Linked DNA regions of Homo sapiens: regions 1, 2, 4, 5 and 6 are each linked to region 3. The links are chromatin contacts, found by Hi-C or POLR2A ChIA-PET in ENCODE. All regions are on one chromosome and are shown on one strand. The core of a region is the stretch at or near the end of the contact, and the rest is flanking DNA. Distances in the headings are between cores, read along the strand shown. Region 1 overlaps RAP1GAP2 (RAP1 GTPase activating protein 2). Region 2 holds the start of INPP5K (inositol polyphosphate-5-phosphatase K). Region 3 holds the start of MNT (MAX network transcriptional repressor). Region 4 holds the start of MYO1C (myosin IC). Region 5 holds the start of CRK (CRK proto-oncogene, adaptor protein). Region 6 holds the start of SLC43A2 (solute carrier family 43 member 2).

Region 1 (2,700 bases), core at 197-2,696, 600 kb after region 3:
CTGCTGCGTGACCTTGTTCCTTCCCTCTCTGGGCCTCTAGTTTTGTCTGTGTGAAATGAGGAAGTTGGATTAGACACCTGCAGGCTGCTAGCCCTGACATCCTGCGGGAGGGAAGGAGGCGTGCTTGGGTGTGTGTGTGTGTGGTGGGTTGCAAGGTGCTTTGGGGAAACTCTATTTCAGGAGCCCTTTACTGGGTGCAGGTCAGCAGGGGAAGTGAAAAGGCCACTGGGCGACAGTGGTTACCCCTTACCAGCTGCTTGCTCATGCCAGGCACGGTGCTGGGTCCTTAGACGCACAGTCTTGAATCCTGACAAGCCCCTGGTGAGACAAGACCTCTCGCTAGAGGGAGGAAATGGAAGCTGAGAGCTGAACCCACTTAAGGCCTGAGGCCACAGAGCCAGGGAGCTGTGGCTGAGGTCCTGTCTGGGTCTGCTTGCGGTCTTGGTCATTGAGCCATCAGAGCAGGCGAGAAATTGGCTCCACGGAGTCGGGTGTGCACGAAGCATCACTCTGGATTATTTTTCAGAAATGAGTGTAGTCCTCATCCTGCCTGCTTGGAAGGAAAGTCCAGCTCAGCCATCACCAGGACTACCCCTTTCCCTCCCCCCTATCCCTGCCTCCCTCTCCGGAAGTCCTCAAAGGTGTCAGGAATCTCAGGTGAAGCCCACCGCCGGGGAGGGCCCTGTCTTTGTAGCCCCCTCCCCGTTTCCCGTCACGACTTGTCTGTTGCTCGGACGATGCTCTGTGTGCCACCGCGGCTCCCAGGCCACTCTTGGGCGTGGGGCCTTTGTCACGTTTGAAGCTTTCTGAGGTTCCCAGTGCATCCTCATGACCCACACCAAGCTCCTTCCTCCTTCCAGCCATGCAGGTCCCTTCCCCAGAGTCACCTGCATCTGCCTCTCTCCCTCCCTCCAAGCCCTCGCTGGAGGCCCTCGCTGCATTTAGAAAACAGGAAGGTGGGGCTGTGTTCAGGCAACTTCTGCTTTCAGTCCAGTGACCCAGATGTCCCCAAGAGGGGGGAACAACAAAGGCCTGGCCGCCTGGTTGGAATGGGGTCAAGAGAGGCGCACAATGAGGATGGAAGGTGAACGCACGTCGCAAGGAAGGGCCCTGTCCTCCGTGTGGCCCACAGGGCTCTGCTGTGGGACTGTCCAGCTGGAGGGTTGGATGGACTTGAGGATGTGTCTGAAGCCACTTACACGGTCGGCACAGACCACTCTAATGCAGGCTGGAGGAGGAGGGGGAGTGGGGTGGGAAGGGCAGAGCTGGGGCTGCCCTCTGGCCTCTGTCCCAGGTGCCCACGGTCTGCAGTCTCCCCATAGCCTTCCCACACCCCCACCCCTGATTCTGGCTCTGTGACTGAATTCTTGACCTGGGCCACCGGTGCCTGGTGGGTGGTGGTAGGGAACCGGGTTCAGCTGCTGGAGCCCAGCCAGAAATCACGTCAGCCGAACGCGCACCATTTCCTGACTCGGGGCACTGCAGTTTGGGCTGGGCAGACAGCCTGGAGCTTGAGAAGAGAAAGCCCGTATTGACCAGCTCTCTCCCGCTCCGTTTCCCCTCCGGACTCTGGCAGGGCCTTTCCTTGGCTCGGTGCCCAGCTGCCTGCTCACCCGGCCTGGCAGACTCTGCATCTGCTCCACTTCACAGGCCGGGGAGGCTGGCAGCACGCCAGGGCTGGGCTCACGTCAGCGGCTGTGTAGGGAAGGGAGGGCAGTCTCCCGAGAGCCTCACAGCCTCGTGGGCTGAGAATAGGTGAAGTCAGGGCACCTCTGTGCAGAGGGAAGGCGGGGTGTGGGGCCCGTCCCACGCCTGGGCGACCCCCATGCAGCGAACCTCGAGGCCGTCACTCTAAAGCTCAGTCTCACTCAGGGTGCCAGAGGTGCGCGCCCCACCCTCAGTTCCTAGCCTGGGCCTAGGACTGGCTGACCCCGTGTGTGGGGCCAGGGCTCCCGAACACGGGTCCACCGGCTGCACGAGAGTTTCCGGGGGGCCCTACCCTTCCGATTCGGCAGGTTTAGGCCAGAGCCCATGAACCCAGTCTGTATTTTTAAACACCTGAAGCAATTTTGAAGCAATTCTGATTTATGGCCGAGCTGAGGAGTCAGGCTTGGGAAGAGAACCCCAGAGACGGGTCGGGAGAGGTCTGGATGCTCTGTTCCTCTGCGGCTAATCACCTGTGGGACTTGGGGGCTTCTCTGTGTGTCTCTGGGCATCTGTTTCCTCATCAGGGAGAACAGTTCTCCCTGTGCCTTCTCAGTAGGATTAGCGTCACGGTCGAATGAGGTCACGAGATGCCATCTCCCGGGCACTTGTATGGCATTAAAATTAGGGTCCCAGCCCTGTCCAGTCATCTTGCCAAACCTGCTTCTGGCCTCCAGGAATGCAGATGAGAGGCTGCGGATGGCCCCACACCGTCCGGCCCCACTTCTAGGAACAGGGTCAGGGCCTGTGCTGGCGATGCTCACAGGAGTATTTTGTTTGTGTTCTGGGAAGAGGAGGAGGGAGAAGGTGAGTAGCTTTGTAAGGAGCGTGGCTCCCGTAGGGGCAGCGCTCGTCTCTTCCCTCCAGGTCCGTACCATGACTCTGTTTCACTCAGGTCTCTGTCACTGCGCGGGAAGATGTGCCCACCTTTGGTCCACCTCTGCCCAGTCCCCCCGTTTTCCAGAAGGTAGGACACTCTTCCTTCTGCCCCTCTCG
Region 2 (2,700 bases), core at 199-2,698, 880 kb before region 3:
CTCCCAAAGTGCTGGGATTACAGGCCTGAGCCACCGCGCCCGGCCAAGGAGTTTTTAAGTAACAGGTTTCTCGACATCTCTCTTAAGAGTCTATGCTCTATGTCTGCGTAGTATTCCGTGAAAAATAAAGAGTACTCTCTGGGGAAAAGTCATCAGTTGGATATTTTCCACCTCAGCTTACAAGTCTTAGGGAAGCAAGAAAACTAGATAAGGGGCCTCAATGACACTGGATCCAGTCAGAGGCTCAGGAAAGAGAGACCTACAGATGTCTTTAGTGGAACAGTCAGTCACAGCAGCTCTTCAAGAAGCCTCAGACTGTGCGGAGCACAGAGCGGGCAGGAGCTACAGACCCTGCAGAGACCAGGAACAGCCTAGCATGAGTCCTAGGCACACGATGAGGAGTACCTGCAGCAGCTGGAGATCTGGAATGGCAGAGGGTACAGGGGGATGGGAGAAAAGGGCAGTTAATGCCAAAACATCTCTCCTCCAACAGACCCCGTCCTTAGAGGTCGACGTTCTCAAAAGCACTTCAAGAAATTCTTGGCCAGTTTAAAGCAACTTCCTGTCCCTCCCTGTTAGCATAAACAACACTATACAGAAACCACCTTCCCAGGCACTCGGCCTGAGATTTTGAGCTTCATTTGTTTACGATCTCCCCCTGCTGTCCGACAGAGGCTTAAGGAACAAAGACCTTTTACTCAGAGACTTCTTTTCCCAGACTCACTCTAAGAGGATGGAGAGCAAAAGTCCGGATTTCTTGTTCCCACTCTCAAATCCGACGATTAGCAGCAAATCCAAGCATCGTGACTTAGACTAAGTGGGCGATTAGCGTTGTTCCCCGTGAAAGAGCAGGCAAGAGACCAGGCTAAGTCACTTCCCTAAAGGATCTTATCTCAATCTGATTTCGGATTCCCGGGGTTCACCATGGGATCAGGCAGACCTCCTGATGTATGTGCTGATGAAAAGTAGGAAAAAGATTTCTAACCGAGAGCCGAAGGGTGACGGCCTCGTTATGTCTTTAACCTCAAACAACCCCACACGGCTGTCCTCTCCAGAAAGCAACCGGGACACCTGCTGCGCCCCAGTGGGAACGAGCTTGGCGGCCTCGGCTTAGAGGGGGCGCGAGGCTCGGGCCCAACACAGCCCACCTGACACAGGCGTGGGAGAAGGCGAGAGCGCCTCTGAACCAAAGGCAGTCATGGAGGTCTGGTGCCTTGTCCACCCCCAGCCCGCAGCCCAAGGGGCGCCGATCCCCCCGAGCAGGCCTGCCTCTGCCGCCAGGGTGCCCTCACCTGAGCCTCCTGCCTTTCGGCCCGCTCAGCTTCCGCGAGCTCATGGCCGCCGTCGTCCCCGCGCGGTGGTCCGGCAGGTTCGCGTCTCCCGGCCAGCGGGTCCCGGCCAGAGCAGCCCTGCGGGCGGCCGGTCTCACGCGCCTAGCTGTCGCGGACTGTTTTTCTTCCGGACTCCGACCGTCCGCCCCGGCTTCCGTCAGAGACGCGCCCTCCGCGCACCCCGGGATCTGGGTGGTGCGGTTCGCAGAAGGAGGCGGGACTCTCCCACGAGCGCAAAGCTGCGAGAGGCTGAGCGAAGACGGGTTCGCGGACGTAAGAGGGGCGTGTCGGGCCTGTCATCAGCGCACGCGCAACACTGCCCCAGACGACGCGAGGTGTGCGGCCGCCACTAGACCCGGCCCAGCCCGCGCCCGCCGTCCGCAGCTCCCAGCGTGCCCCGCGCCAGGGGCCGTCTTCCGGCGGAAGTTGTCTCTTCGCCGCCGCCGCAGCCTCTGCCCCACTCGTGAGGGATCCGAGGGCTCCGTCCTTGTGCTGTCTTCGCCCCGGCTCCCAGGGGTCAAACGAGGGTCGGGGGTGGGGACACGCAGCCTAGCCACTGTCCTGCCTGGGATCCGGTCTCCCCCGCCCCCCGGCTGCAGGTAATCTCCCCATTCCTGCTACTGCGGGAGCGCCTCCGTTCTCCACGCCCACTTTCAGGCTTCTACTCCAAACTTATTGGATTACCTATTGCATATGGGACGTTTGGGGATTCCTGGACTCCTACAGAATTAGCCGTCAATAAATGAAACGTAGGCCGGGGCGCGGTGGCTCAATGCCTGTAATCCCAGCACTTTGGGAGGCCGAGGCGGGCGGCTCACTTGAGGTCAGGAGTTTAAGACCAGCCTGGCCTTAACATGGTGAAACCCCGTCTCTGCTAAAAACACAAAAGCTAGCTGGGCTTGATAGCGCGCGCCTGTTAATCCCAGCTACTCGGGAGGCTGAGGCAGGAGAATCGCCTGAACCCGGGAGGTGGAGGTTGCAGTGAGCCGAGATTGCGCCACTGCACCCCAGCCTGCGCGACAGAGCGAGACTTCGTTTCAAAAAAAAAAAATAATAATAATAATTAGCCGAGATGGGGTTTCGCCATGTTGGTCAGGCTGGTCTCGAACTCCTGACCTCAGCTGATCCACCCGCCTCGGCCTCCCAGAGTGCTGCGATTTCAGGTGTGAGCCACCGCGCCCGGCCTAAAACTACTTTAAATAAATGTTTTGCTTGTTTGGTAGGGTGGATAAAGAGGAAGATGTGAAGAGGAGGCAGACAAAAGCAAAAGGACATCCTGTCAGTAGGAAACGGCCGAATTACAATTCAGATGTGCAATGTTTGCATAAGTAAACTGACACGGGACTATTATATGCAGAAATCCACGTGC
Region 3 (2,700 bases), core at 16-2,515:
CACACGCAACATTCCAGGCGAGAGCGGGTTTGGAACGCGCAGACACGCCACATTCCACACTGGCTAAAGCGGGGCGCAGCGAGGGGGGCCCGGGGGCTGACCCCCAGCGACCCGCGGGCCATTTCGCAAACGCCCAATTAGCCCGGCTTTCACCCAAACCCCGGACGCGCAGCCCAGCCCAGCTCTGGGAGGCGGGGTCAGGCGGGGCTGGCCAGGATCATAAGACACGCGATGTCATTTCATTCTGCAAAGGCCGCCTCCGCCCCAAGCGGCGCGTAGATCTGCCGGGAGCGCCCCCCGCACCCTCCCCACGGGGCCAGGGAAGCCGAAGAGCTGCTCCGCGTAGAGTAGTCCCCACCCCCACTCCGTTACACACACGCCCACTCGTGTGCTATACACACGCCCGTGTACACGTCCGTTCATCTGCTCTTCCCGAGGCTCACATCACACATCCCCCGTGCACACACGCACGCACACGCGAGCCTGCCACCCCCACGCAACACCATTCCTCACCCCACCCCCCGGCTCACACATCCTCAGTGCCACCGAGGGCTCCGCTGGCCCACGCAAAAGCAGCCCACCACAGAAGGGGCACAGGGGTGCCACGCAGCCGGGGTGGCGCCCGCAGGAGCCAGGTCCCTCGCAGCATGTTAATGAATTCATTAATTAATTTCACTGCCCACATCACCCCTCCCCAGGCGGCGGCTCTCGCGGGGAGCCGTGCGCTGCCAGGCTCCGCAGGCCGCCCGGGAGGGGGCCCTGTCCGCGGTTTCGCGTGGGTTCGGGGACCGGGGTCACTCGCTTCCCCTTCCCCAGTGCCCCAGGGGCCCAGCCCGGCCGCTCACCACGTGCTCTCTGTTGTTGCTGCGCTTGCCATTCCAGGAAGCGGGCCGCCTCCAGTAGCGTCTCTATGCTCATCGCGCCGAGAGCTGCCGGGGGCGCGCCGGGGCCGAGGCTGCGGCCCGCGAGCCGGGCACAGGTCAGGCTGGCGGGCAGGCAGGAGGGAGGGATCACCTCCGGGGGGCGACAGGGCTGGGCGGCGCAGCGCACTCCGCAGGGAAGAACGGGGGAGCACGGGGAGAAAAATCAATGTCTCTCAAAATATTTGCAAAATATAAAATTGCAAATTTAAAAAAATGGGATGCAAAAAAAAAAAAAAGGCGGCACTGCCTCCCTTCTTCCCCTCCCTCTCTACCTCCCTTCCGATGCCTCCCGCCCCGCGGCCCCCGGGAGTCCCGCCGACAAGAAAGGGCTTTGCAACAAGATGGCGAGGAGGCACCGACACACACAACAAGGGAAGGAGCCGCGCTGCCCCCGGCCGCCGCCCCCGCTACTACACCGGGGCCACAGCCAAAGCCCGGACCGGAGCCCCCGCCCGCAGGGCCGCGGCGTCTCGCGAAGGGAGGGGCGGGTCCTGCGCTGCTGGCCCCGCCCCCCGGATCCGGCGCGCGCACACGTGGCCCGGGCAGGGAGGGAGAGGTCCGAGCGGGGTGTGCGCGCCGCGGTTCCGCTTTCCTGCTGGCCCCGCCCCGGCTGCAAGCCACAAGTTGGGCCGGGGCGGTGCGTTTGGGTCGTTCACGACGAAATCTGTCCTGCTGGAGGGAGGGTAGGGTGAACAATTCAAGATTTAACAGAGTTCCAACCAGGATATTCCGGGTCAGGGAAACCTTGGGAATGGCAGAGACTGGCCTGACCCTGGGTCTCCACGCTCCACCCACTCGCGACCTAAATCCCGCAATCGCCGGGCTGTCGCAATTCCCCCGGGATCCGCCCCTGGGCGGAGCTGCCGGCGACTGGAGACTGTCAAGAGAACCAGCGGAGGGAGCGGAGCGGCAGTCCGGCTCCGCGTTTTGTCTCCGTTCCTCCCCCCGCAGTGCGTTCGCATCCTATTAGGGGACGTCACCGGGCCGCGAGCCAATGGGCGGGCAGGACAACACGGCATGGAGCAGCTCCACATGGACACCCCGCGCCGCCAGCCTTCGGTTTAAAGGGCCAGTGTCTGCAGGTCACATTCGCGGGTGCGGATGGGGCCACTGGGCGAACCCAGGGTGGGATGCCGTAAGGGGAATCCCGCAGTCGTGCCCTGGCCTCTCCATTCCTTTTCACCACCTTCCATTTAAAACCAGGCCTTTATCTTTCCTTCCCCTGAACTCCAGTCTTTGTCCACGCGTATTCGATGTGGGTGGAGATACGGACTGTGCCACCCCATGGGCCACCCTTTCCTCTGGGGCCGGGGCCAGGGCGGGGAACACGAAGCGCCCGCAGCCCAGACCGGGGGGCGTGGCCCAAATCGGGAACAACAACGTGGAGGGCGGAAGCCCGGCCCTCCCCGCGCCTGGCGACCGGCGGTGGGCGGGGCGCGGGGGCGGGGTCCGCTGCGGCCGGCTGGAACCGCGCTCCCCAGAGGGAGGGACCCCCCGTCGCCCGCCCGCCCGCCCGCGTCTTCCGGGCTCGAGTGTTTAGGGGAGCTCGGGTGCAATCGGAGAGTTAGCTCTTTGAGGCCGGCTGCCCTTAAATCCTCTCACTTCACACATAAGGAAACTGAGGCCGTGACGGCCAAGGACTCGCCTAAGGTCGTTCCGTATTCCACCTGCTCCTCTCTCCCGAAGCGGGGGCACTCTTCCCTGACCCCAGGGACGACTCTGAAGCCAGTTCTGGAGGAGGGCCCCCAATTAGAAAAATGCCAGGGAGGAATAGCAA
Region 4 (2,700 bases), core at 185-2,684, 910 kb before region 3:
CCAGGGGCGGAGAACGGGAAGGGGCGGGTTTAGGCGGCTTCTCCGGAACCCAGAGGCGGAGCAGGGCTGCGGGCGGGGCCCGAAGGGCGCGCAGGGTCCTGGGTCCTGCAGCCCAGGCCGCTCTTCCCCGCCTCCCGCTCCCCGCAGGTAAATCTAAGTCTCCACCAGGCTGCGCCGGCGCCTCCGGGTCGTGGGACCCCCCCCCCCCGCACGGGTCCACGCGGCCGTTCTTCGGCCCCAGCGATCCCCGGCCGTGACCCCTGCCTCGTGCACGGCGGCTCCCGGCCCGGCCGCCCGCTCCCCACACCCGCCCCCCGCGGCCGCCGTCCCCGCGCCCCGAGTACCCACCGGCGTGGCTCTTCCGGCGCGGGCGGGGCCGGGCTGGGCGGCGTGGCGGGCTTGGGGATCCGCGGCCCGGGCGCACTCTCCCCGCCCAGGGCCCGCCGGGGGCCGGGCCGCAGCCTGTCGTCATCCCGGGCAGGGCCGCGCACCCTCCGGCCCCGCCCCGCCCCGCCTCAGCCCCGGCCGCGTCCGCGAAGCCTCGGTGCGTGCGGCCCCCGCCTCGGCCCGTTCCCGGGGCCACAGCGAACACGCGCGCGCCCCTCCGGCCGAAGACCCGGCTCCCCGCCGCGCTGCTGGGGGCGTGGGGGCGCCCGACTTTCTCCCTCCTCCGGGCCCTTTGCATCTCCAGCCCCTTCCTGCGGGCCGGGCCAGGGCCGCGCTCCCCCGTTTCTACCCACCCGTGACCCTTCACCCACCTCCCACACCGTCCTTCTGTTCTGAGTCTTGGGCGGTCCCAGCCCTGCGGACTGGAGAGGAGCGGGGCGTTGACTGAGCCTGGAGCTTCCATGCCCTGGTCCTTCGACCTCACAGCAGCCGGCACTTGCCTTTTGTGCCCAGTATTCACGGTTCTGCCCACTGAGGTTCGGGAAGCCGGGGAAGAGTCAAGCCCAGACCTCCACTTCCAAAAATCCTGCTGCTAGTGGCCCTTGCATCCTTACTCTTCCACTCACCCCGTCTTGTTCAGTCTGTTCTGGCCCCGCCAAGGATCGGAACCCCTCCCCGCTGCTCAGCTCTTGCCCGAGGGCTCGCCTGAGAGGGGCTGCCCGGCCTTGGGGAGACGCTCCCACCCTCCTCCCAGCCCAGAGCATCCCAGCTTACAAGCTTGCAGGGCCTGTGGGGATGAACCACGCGGATGATCTCCCCGGTGGGTACCAGCTCCACTTGCAGCGCCATTCCGCCCTGCGGAGAGCCAGCGGCCTGGGCACCGCGGCCTGTGAGCAAGAGCTGCCTGCCCACTGGCGGGCTCCGACCACTCCGGGACCAGGAACCTACGGTCTAACGCCGGGATGGCCACTTGGTTCTGCTTCAACTGCAGCCCCAGGGGATGTGGCTGGTCCAGCTCCTCAGGACACGGCTGGAGCCGTCCAGGTCTGACTGGGAGGCCTCTTGGCCCGGATGGTTGGAGCAGGAAGAGGAGGGGCTGGGGATGGAGGAAATGCCTGTTGTCCCAGGTAACCAGAGGAGCCGATGCAGCCACCCATGGGGGACCCTGGGCTCCAGGTCAAAGGCTAGGACGCCTTTCCCCTTCCCCCCATCCCCACGGCAGCTCTATGGCTGGGCCCCTCCTCCTGCCCACTCTCTGGTACCACCTAGAGAGCACGGGGCCCACTCCCCAAACCAGACGGCATGCCCTCCCCTAGGCCAAGAGGACCCGTTAGTAGGCACTGGCTTTCCTGCACATCCCCTCAACGGGGCTGCCCCCCACAGCAGGTGAGCCCCCACCATGAGTTTGAGAGACCAGGGCTGCTGGGGCCTGGTCATGCAGGGCCCGGACAGGGGGCTGTCCCGCTGTGAGGAAGCTCTTGGCTTACCCTCCTCTGAGCCTCAGAGCTTGTGAGGTTAGTTCCTGGGTTCCCTGGGTGTGGGCAACCTCTAGCCCTGTTCATCCCTTGCGTTTCAACAGTACCCCCAGGTGACCCCCACCCCTGATGTTCCTGCTTTTCTATTTTTATTGTTGCTAAATCACAGCTGACACTTTCCTGGCCTGAGACTGAGCCCTCCAGTCTCCAGCCATTCCTTATAGGAAGTAAGAACAGGGAAGTGGATAGGGGAAACAGACCTTTCCAGAGGGAGAGGCTGGCATAGGAAGGGCTGAGTCCCGTGGGTGTGTGCTGGCACCGACAGCCCCATAGGCAGGGGCCTTCCCCCCGGCACCCTTCTCTCTCCCCACAGCTTCCCCCGCCCCGGAAAAGCTAGCAAGCCTTCCTTCCTTCCTCCGGGAAGCACATCTATCCAGAGCAGGCTCATCCCCGGCGGCCACACAATGGCCCTTATCAGCCGTGGAGCCAGGCGTAGACCCAGTGCACACCAGGTCTCACTTATTTCCTGTTTCCACCCAGTGGGTCGGGGTGGACCCAGAACGGCCATATCCTGACTGGGGCCCAGAGGACGGAGAGCACCCCCCATTCCCCTTTCCGCCTCTCAATCACTGCTGGGCTCACCCCTCCCACACAGGAGGCTGGGTGTGTGGCGACCTCAGTTCACCACGGGGGAGGTGAGCATGTGGGGGGACCCCTGGGGTCAAGCCCCGGGGCCGCATTAATCAGAACGGGGAGGCGGGTCTAGTGCGATACACTTTCTGCAATTGTTCTCCCACAGTAATCTTGAGAATAGGGACATCATCTGTATTTTACAGAC
Region 5 (2,700 bases), core at 75-2,574, 940 kb before region 3:
GAAAACCCAGCGCAGGTAATTTATGTTCTTGGCGTAGAGTCTGTTCCCAATATCCAGGAAGACTCAGCCCGCAGCCCCATCTTACTGAGCAAGGTGACGCCCTGAAGTACACACCGACAATGTTTAAGTCCAAGGAAAATGAAGTTCCAGTCACTTACAGGGAAGGGTCTGTTTCCATTGCCTCACTTCTGGTTTATTTTGTGGAATAAAATGTCTTTCCTCCACTAAACACTTTGAAAACCAGAACTCTCTAACGGCGGACAGTCTTCTGGACGCTTAGATCTCTTGCACATAGCCAGGCATCGCCTTAAACTGGGTTGGGCTGGTCACTGAAGGCTTTCTGCTACCACTATTTCTTCTAGCACTTAGTTCACCACCTTCGTCCTCCACGGGGGAAGAGAACGGTACAAAGATTTTGGAAAAATGCCCAAGAAAGGAAAAAATTGACCGGTTTCCTGAGGGTGTCTCCATCCCTCCCGGCCAGTATGTGGTGACTTCCTACCAAAGGCCACCAGGGGAGCACGGCCAAACCCGGCTCTCCAACACGGCAGGAAACGTTTCCAGCCTAAAAGCCACTTGTAGGATTATCGGATTCATTCTGGGCGCCGCTGCCAAGTGATGCCCCCGCAGTGCCAACATCTCCCTCAGCTCTTTGTCCCCACGTTGCCTTGCCCTGCCCTACCCTTGCGCCTGGCCCGGGAGCCAGCCCCACCCTGGGGCCGAAGCAGTTCCCCTTCCCCGCGGCTGCCCTCCCCAGGCACACCCCGGGGCCTCGGTCCGCGGCTCCTCCTCCCCCACACTCCTGCTCCCCGGGTGAGAGCGAGCCCGAGCAGCCGGCGGGCCCCTGCCACGGTCACCCAGCCCTCTGCCCACGACCCCCGAGGGTCCGCTCTCGAGGACCAGCCAGCCAGGCTGGGAGTTCCGCGGCCCTCACCCCGCCCAGGGCCCGCCGTCCCGTCAGTCCCTCACCGGGCGGAGGCTGGGCGGGCGACGGTGGCACCGGCGGGCGCGGGCCGCTGCTGTTGATGATGTAGTGGGAGACGCGCGAGTTCTCTGAGACGCTGAGCACATAGTCCCCGGGGCTGGTGCTCGAGTCCCGCACCAGGAACACCCCGTGCCGCTGGCCCTGCAGCAGCGCCACCGCCTCCTGCCGACTCAACCTCCCCCAGTACCAGCTACTCCGCTCCTCCGAGTCGAAGTTGCCCGCCATGGCTGCCTCCGCGCCTAAACGCTGGGGTGCCGCCGCCGCGCGCGCCCCTCCGGCCCCCGGCGCCCGCCGCCCAGCGGACCGGCTCCGGTTTCAGCTTCACAGCAGCGCCCGAAATGGCGGCGGCAGCCGCGGGCCTCCCCCTCCGGAAATGACGCGCTCCCTGCCCGAGGGAGGCTGCCGGGAAGGGGCCCGCGGCCCGCCATTGGGAGAAGGGCAAGGCGCCCTCGCGCGCGCACTGCGCATGCGGATTCATGGGCGGTGCCGCCCTTCCCGGGCCCGGGCTGCGGGGGATGGGAGGCGGGGTCTAGGGCCCGAGGGGCGGGGCCTCGCAGCCTCCCGCAGAGACGCGCGCCTGCGCTGCGGACAGAGCGGTGCTTCTCGTCTGGGCCCCGGTTCCTGGACGACCTGGGACTTCTAGGCAGCGACTCCCAGACAGAATTGGAGGAGAAAAGATGCGTGTGGCCCTGGGGCCTGAGTTCTCGGCCAGGCTTCCTGCGATATCAGTCTGTTTCTTTTTTCTTTTTCTTTTTGAGACGGAGTCTTGTTCTGTCGCCCACGCTGGAGTGCAATGGCGCGATCTCGGCTCACTGCTCCCGGGTTCAAGCGATTCTCCTGCGTCAGCCTCCCGAGTAGCTGAGACTACAGGCGTGAGCCACCGCGCCCGGCTGTTTTTTGTATTTTTAGTAGAGACGGGGGTTTCACCATGTCGGCCAGGATGGTCTCAATCTCCTGACCTCAGGTGATCCGCCCGCCTCGGCCTCCCAAAGTGCTGGGATTACAGGCGAGAAACATCGCGCCCGGCCACGTCGGTCCGTTTCTGCTCGTTCCTCTAGCTTCTCCACAGACCAGCTGACGTTCTCATTTTCATTGATTCACCTAGGACATTGTTGTTGACACTCCACTTGCACTGCGGGTGCAAAGGTTATCATGGCTGGGCCCTGCACTCCTCGAACTCACAGACCAGTGAGAGGAACCAGGAAACTGGATGACAAAAGGATGACAAATGCTGACAAACGCTATCATGGGAAACGGACATGAACACAGAGCAGAGCCCCCACAGCCAGTCTATGGAGTAATCCAGGAGGGCTTCCCAGAGGAGGCAGCATGTGTTGACTGCTGAATGACAAATGGGGAAGGACATTCTTTCTTTTTTTTTTTTTTTTTTTTTTGAGATGGAGTCTCGCTCTGTCGCCCAGGCTGGAGTGCCTGGGCGTGATCTCGGCTCACTGCAAGCTCCGCCTCCCGGGTTCACGCCATTCTCCTGCCTCAGCCTCCCGAGTTGCTGGGACTGCAGGCACCCGCCACCACGCCCGGCTAACTTTTTGTATTTTTAGTAGAGATGGGGTTTCACCGTGTTAGCCAGGCTGGTCTCGATCTCCTGACCTTGAGATCCGCCCACCTCGGCCTCCCAAAGTGCTGGGATTACAGGCGTGAGCCACCGCACTCGGCGGGGAAGGACATTCAAAGCAAAGGGAGCAGAGTGTACCAAG
Region 6 (2,700 bases), core at 14-2,513, 770 kb before region 3:
TGGGTGAGGATCAGATGGGCCTTCTGATACCCTAGAGGCACTGGGCAATGCGGTGCTGTGGCTCGCTAGGTCTTCGCCCCCATCCCGCCCCCTCCCAAAGCCCCAGCTCCAGGAGCCCCCCGCAACCCCAGGCGCTTGTCTCACCTGGCTCGGTACACAGGTAGGAGTAAAAGCCCTCTGACTTGAGCATGATGAGCAGCGAGCCCCAGCCCAGGAGGACTGCCGAGAAGAGGAGGTTCTCCAGCACGGCCGTGCAGGCCATCCACCAGCGGCGCCGATGGGCAGTGGCCAGGGTGGGCGCCATGGTGCGGCGCGGCGCGGCTCCGGCTCCGGCTCCGGCTCTGCACCACCTGCGCACAGAACTCGGCGTCAGCGGCCGGCCCTTGCCCAGCCCCTGCGGCCGCCCCCAGCAGCCCCGACCGCTGCCGCAGGGCTCGGGATTGCCACCCCTCCCCGGCCGCGGCGGCCGGTGCGCGCAGCAGAGGAAGCGAACCCCAGCCCTGCCCGGACCTGGGACACCCCGAGCCCGCGGCCGGCTCGTACCGCTGCCCTCCGCTACGACAGAGCCGCCCCGGCCAGGCAGGGAGACGTCTCCCGCAGCTCACTCCGAGGTAAACTGAGGCATGGAGGCAAGAAGGGGCTAACGCATGCTCAGGGCCGTGGAACTAGTCCTGGCCTGCAGCAGGACTGACATCGCCTGGGGCCAGCATGGAACGCAGCGTGAGGTGGGCAGGGGCAGATCCGAGGGCTGCCTCTCCCAGGGACCCTGACAGGTGCCCTCCCGCCCGCGCCCGAGACCCTTCCCCAGAGCTGGTTTCTTCAACCACAAGATCAGCGCCCAGACCTACGGAACGGCCCGCCCCGGCGCGCTCATTGGCCGGACGGCGCAGGAACTGCCGCGCCATTGGCCGCCGTCTAGGTCGCTAGGCGCTGCGGCCACGCGAACCCAGCGTGGGAGACGAGGAGCCGGTTCAAACCGGTGGCGCGAGCCAGCCGCGCGACCCCCATCTCGGGCGTTCCCCCGGCAACTCGCCCGTTTCCATGGCCTCGGACCCCCGCGCCTCCATTCCCCAGCCCGCATCTGTTCGTCATCTCTTCCCTGGCGGCCCCTCATCGCTCCATCTCTCTCCTCGTTCCCACGTTTTCTCCCTACGCCCCTTCGGCGGCCGCTTCTGCCCCCGCGCCCTCGCCCCGGCCGCGATCCCCTCCCTGCTGCAGCTCACCCGGCTCCTCCGGCGTGTGTCGGGCCCGCCCGGCGCCTTTTCTGCCCTCTTTTATTCCAGCCCTTTTATTCCGACCCCAAGAAGAAAACACTGCCGCCCGCTGATTGGCTGAGCGGGGCTGGAAACAGGCGTCGACCAATCAGCAGCCAGCCCCCCGCCCGCCCCGCCGCGAGCAGAAGCCGGTTCCGGCCGGACTCGGAGACAAACAAGAGAGATGGGGGACGGGAGGGGCCTGGGCGCTGCGGGCCGGGCCTCGGCTTTGCAGCCTTCAACCCGAGTCACAGCGCGGCCGGGAATCCCCGGCGACATCGCCCCGCGGCCTCTCCAGCGGCCTGACCCTGCGAGGCTGGGGCTCCGGCTCCGCGTCCCGGCCCCCAGCGGACTCCCCCCAGAAGCCGCCGGGCCACCAGCGCCCCCAGCCGGGCTCTCCCGCGGCCGCCCCGCCGTCCCCAGCTGCCCCCTGCGCGCGGGTCACCACGCCCAGATGCGCCGGCTCCGCACGGTGGTTCCACTCTCGAATCCCCACCCCGCCTCCTCCCCACGCAGCGCCGCCGTCCCCGCCGCCTCGGGCTTTGGGTCCTGGTTCCTCGCTCCCCCGCCCCGGTGGTTCCCGTCCCGGCGTATTCGGGGCCTGGGATCCCGGACCCGGTCCAGCCGTGGCGCCCCCCGCTGATGCACCGACCCCTTCCCCTCTCCCCGGTGGCGTCTGCCCGGTCCCTGGAAGTTGGCCCTTGGAAATCTGCAAGGGGATTTGGGGCTGGTCTGTCCCGTCCTAGGATGGGGTCTCCTGAGCTCCCCCCATCAGACTGACCTTTCTCCGCCCGTGTTCACGCACTGCTCGGTCCTCCGGGGACCCTCCACCCTTGATCGTCATCTGGGTGCTCCCTGCCCGCGCTGGCCACCTTCACCCCGTTCCCCGTCCCTTTCAGGGAAGGTCCCCTCTGCAGGGCGATGCTACGGGCCACGTCCGCCAGCTGGTACAAGCTAGGGAGGGTTCGAGGGGGCTCCGGGTCCCCGTCTGATAAGCCCGGGCTCCGAAAGCTCAGCTCCCCGTCTTCGTCCCCCGGATTCGAGGCACTAACCCGACCCGGGAAGACCCTCTGACTGCCCCAGAATCGCCTTGGTCACCCTGGCTCGCTCCGGGGGGCTGGCTTAGCACCCCAGGGCTGCCGCGCGGTGTCCACGTCTGGAATCCCAGCGGTTTGGGAGGCTAAGGTCGGAGGGCCACTTGGGGACAGGAGTTTGAGACCAGCCTGGGCAGCATGGCGAGAACCATCTCTACCAAAATAAAAACCAAAAATAAAACCCCACCACCACCCCAGGGCTGTGGGAGCCCCAAACGCCTCTTGCTCCACCTGCCCCAGTCCGAGTGTGCCCCCTACTGTCTAGAATCCGCCCGGGCCACCTGGCGAGGGCAACCTCCCCCAGACAACGCTTGGAGCTGTCAGCCTGCTGGGGGGCGGCTCCAGCTGGTAGC

Evidence for each region. A loop is a pair of places that touch in the nucleus more often than their neighbours do. ChIA-PET counts read pairs that join two places held with the same protein, here RNA polymerase II (POLR2A). Pooled maps may share reads with other maps.
Region 1: a map of B cell shows a loop between it and region 3 (7-fold over the local background). The contact joins the enhancer-like site here to the promoter of MNT in region 3. A Hi-C loop is called at or near these places in 2 of 168 maps with a recorded cell type or tissue (B cell and OCI-LY7), 13 of 37 single-sample maps with no recorded cell type and 15 of 50 pooled maps. POLR2A ChIA-PET finds 5 or more read pairs at or near these places in 1 of 52 experiments (PC-9).
Region 2: a loop to region 3 is called in a pooled map, with 14 times the contacts of the local background. The contact joins the promoter of INPP5K here to the promoter of MNT in region 3. A Hi-C loop is called at or near these places in 8 of 50 pooled maps. POLR2A ChIA-PET finds 5 or more read pairs at or near these places in 3 of 52 experiments (B cell, OCI-LY7 and naive thymus-derived CD4-positive, alpha-beta T cell).
Region 4: a pooled map shows a loop between it and region 3 (7-fold over the local background). The contact joins the promoter of MYO1C here to the promoter of MNT in region 3. A Hi-C loop is called at or near these places in 5 of 37 single-sample maps with no recorded cell type and 13 of 50 pooled maps.
Region 5: a pooled map shows a loop between it and region 3 (9-fold over the local background). The contact joins the promoter of CRK here to the promoter of MNT in region 3. A Hi-C loop is called at or near these places in 1 of 37 single-sample maps with no recorded cell type and 6 of 50 pooled maps. POLR2A ChIA-PET finds 5 or more read pairs at or near these places in 1 of 52 experiments (Caco-2).
Region 6: a loop to region 3 is called in a map of B cell, with 14 times the contacts of the local background. The contact joins the promoter of SLC43A2 here to the promoter of MNT in region 3. A Hi-C loop is called at or near these places in 1 of 168 maps with a recorded cell type or tissue (B cell), 2 of 37 single-sample maps with no recorded cell type and 7 of 50 pooled maps. POLR2A ChIA-PET finds 5 or more read pairs at or near these places in 1 of 52 experiments (WTC11).

What each region holds. Positions count from the first base shown.
Region 1 is chr17:3,002,770-3,005,469 of GRCh38, forward strand. RAP1GAP2 (RAP1 GTPase activating protein 2) reads left to right here. Exons shown (of 25, transcript NM_015085.5): 15 at 2,600-2,671. Among named protein-coding and RNA genes, the nearest start is that of RAP1GAP2-AS1, 38 kb to the left of the region's middle. RefSeq lists enhancers at 850-979, 1,150-1,199. Within about 2 kb of position 1,447, at least 37 of the 41 ENCODE cell types and tissues checked have a DNase peak (open chromatin) inside an H3K27ac peak, as active enhancers do; they include B cell, OCI-LY7 and PC-9, where a contact is called at or near this core.
Region 2 is chr17:1,515,164-1,517,863 of GRCh38, forward strand. It overlaps INPP5K (inositol polyphosphate-5-phosphatase K), which reads right to left and starts at 1,449. Exons shown (of 12, transcript NM_016532.4): 1 at 1,293-1,449. The coding sequence starts at 1,336. It overlaps PITPNA (phosphatidylinositol transfer protein alpha), which reads right to left. Exons shown (of 12, transcript NM_006224.4): 12 at 2,555-2,700. It overlaps PITPNA-AS1 (PITPNA antisense RNA 1), which reads left to right and starts at 1,756. Exons shown (of 2, transcript NR_028514.1): 1 at 1,756-1,930; 2 at 2,555-2,700. RefSeq lists a silencer at 1,535-1,834.
Region 3 is chr17:2,399,795-2,402,494 of GRCh38, forward strand. It overlaps MNT (MAX network transcriptional repressor), which reads right to left and starts at 1,266. Exons shown (of 6, transcript NM_020310.3): 1 at 846-1,266. The coding sequence starts at 918. RefSeq lists silencers at 1-231, 752-811, 962-1,041, 1,232-1,541, 2,192-2,511 and enhancers at 1-521, 1,812-1,861, 2,233-2,700.
Region 4 is chr17:1,491,252-1,493,951 of GRCh38, forward strand. It overlaps MYO1C (myosin IC), which reads right to left and starts at 1,435. Exons shown (of 32, transcript NM_001080779.2): 1 at 1,162-1,435. The coding sequence starts at 1,236. It overlaps LOC105371483 (a long non-coding RNA gene), which reads left to right and starts at 1,536. Exons shown (of 2, transcript XR_934145.4): 1 at 1,536-2,374; 2 at 2,699-2,700. RefSeq lists an enhancer at 1-486 and silencers at 1-210, 291-690.
Region 5 is chr17:1,454,908-1,457,607 of GRCh38, forward strand. It overlaps CRK (CRK proto-oncogene, adaptor protein), which reads right to left and starts at 1,325. Exons shown (of 3, transcript NM_016823.4): 1 at 970-1,325. The coding sequence starts at 1,210. RefSeq lists an enhancer at 494-1,479 and silencers at 744-873, 984-1,043, 1,134-1,633.
Region 6 is chr17:1,627,571-1,630,270 of GRCh38, forward strand. SLC43A2 (solute carrier family 43 member 2) reads right to left here and starts at 1,264. Exons shown (of 14, transcript NM_152346.3): 1 at 1,224-1,264; 2 at 145-350. The coding sequence starts at 304. RefSeq lists an enhancer at 1-512.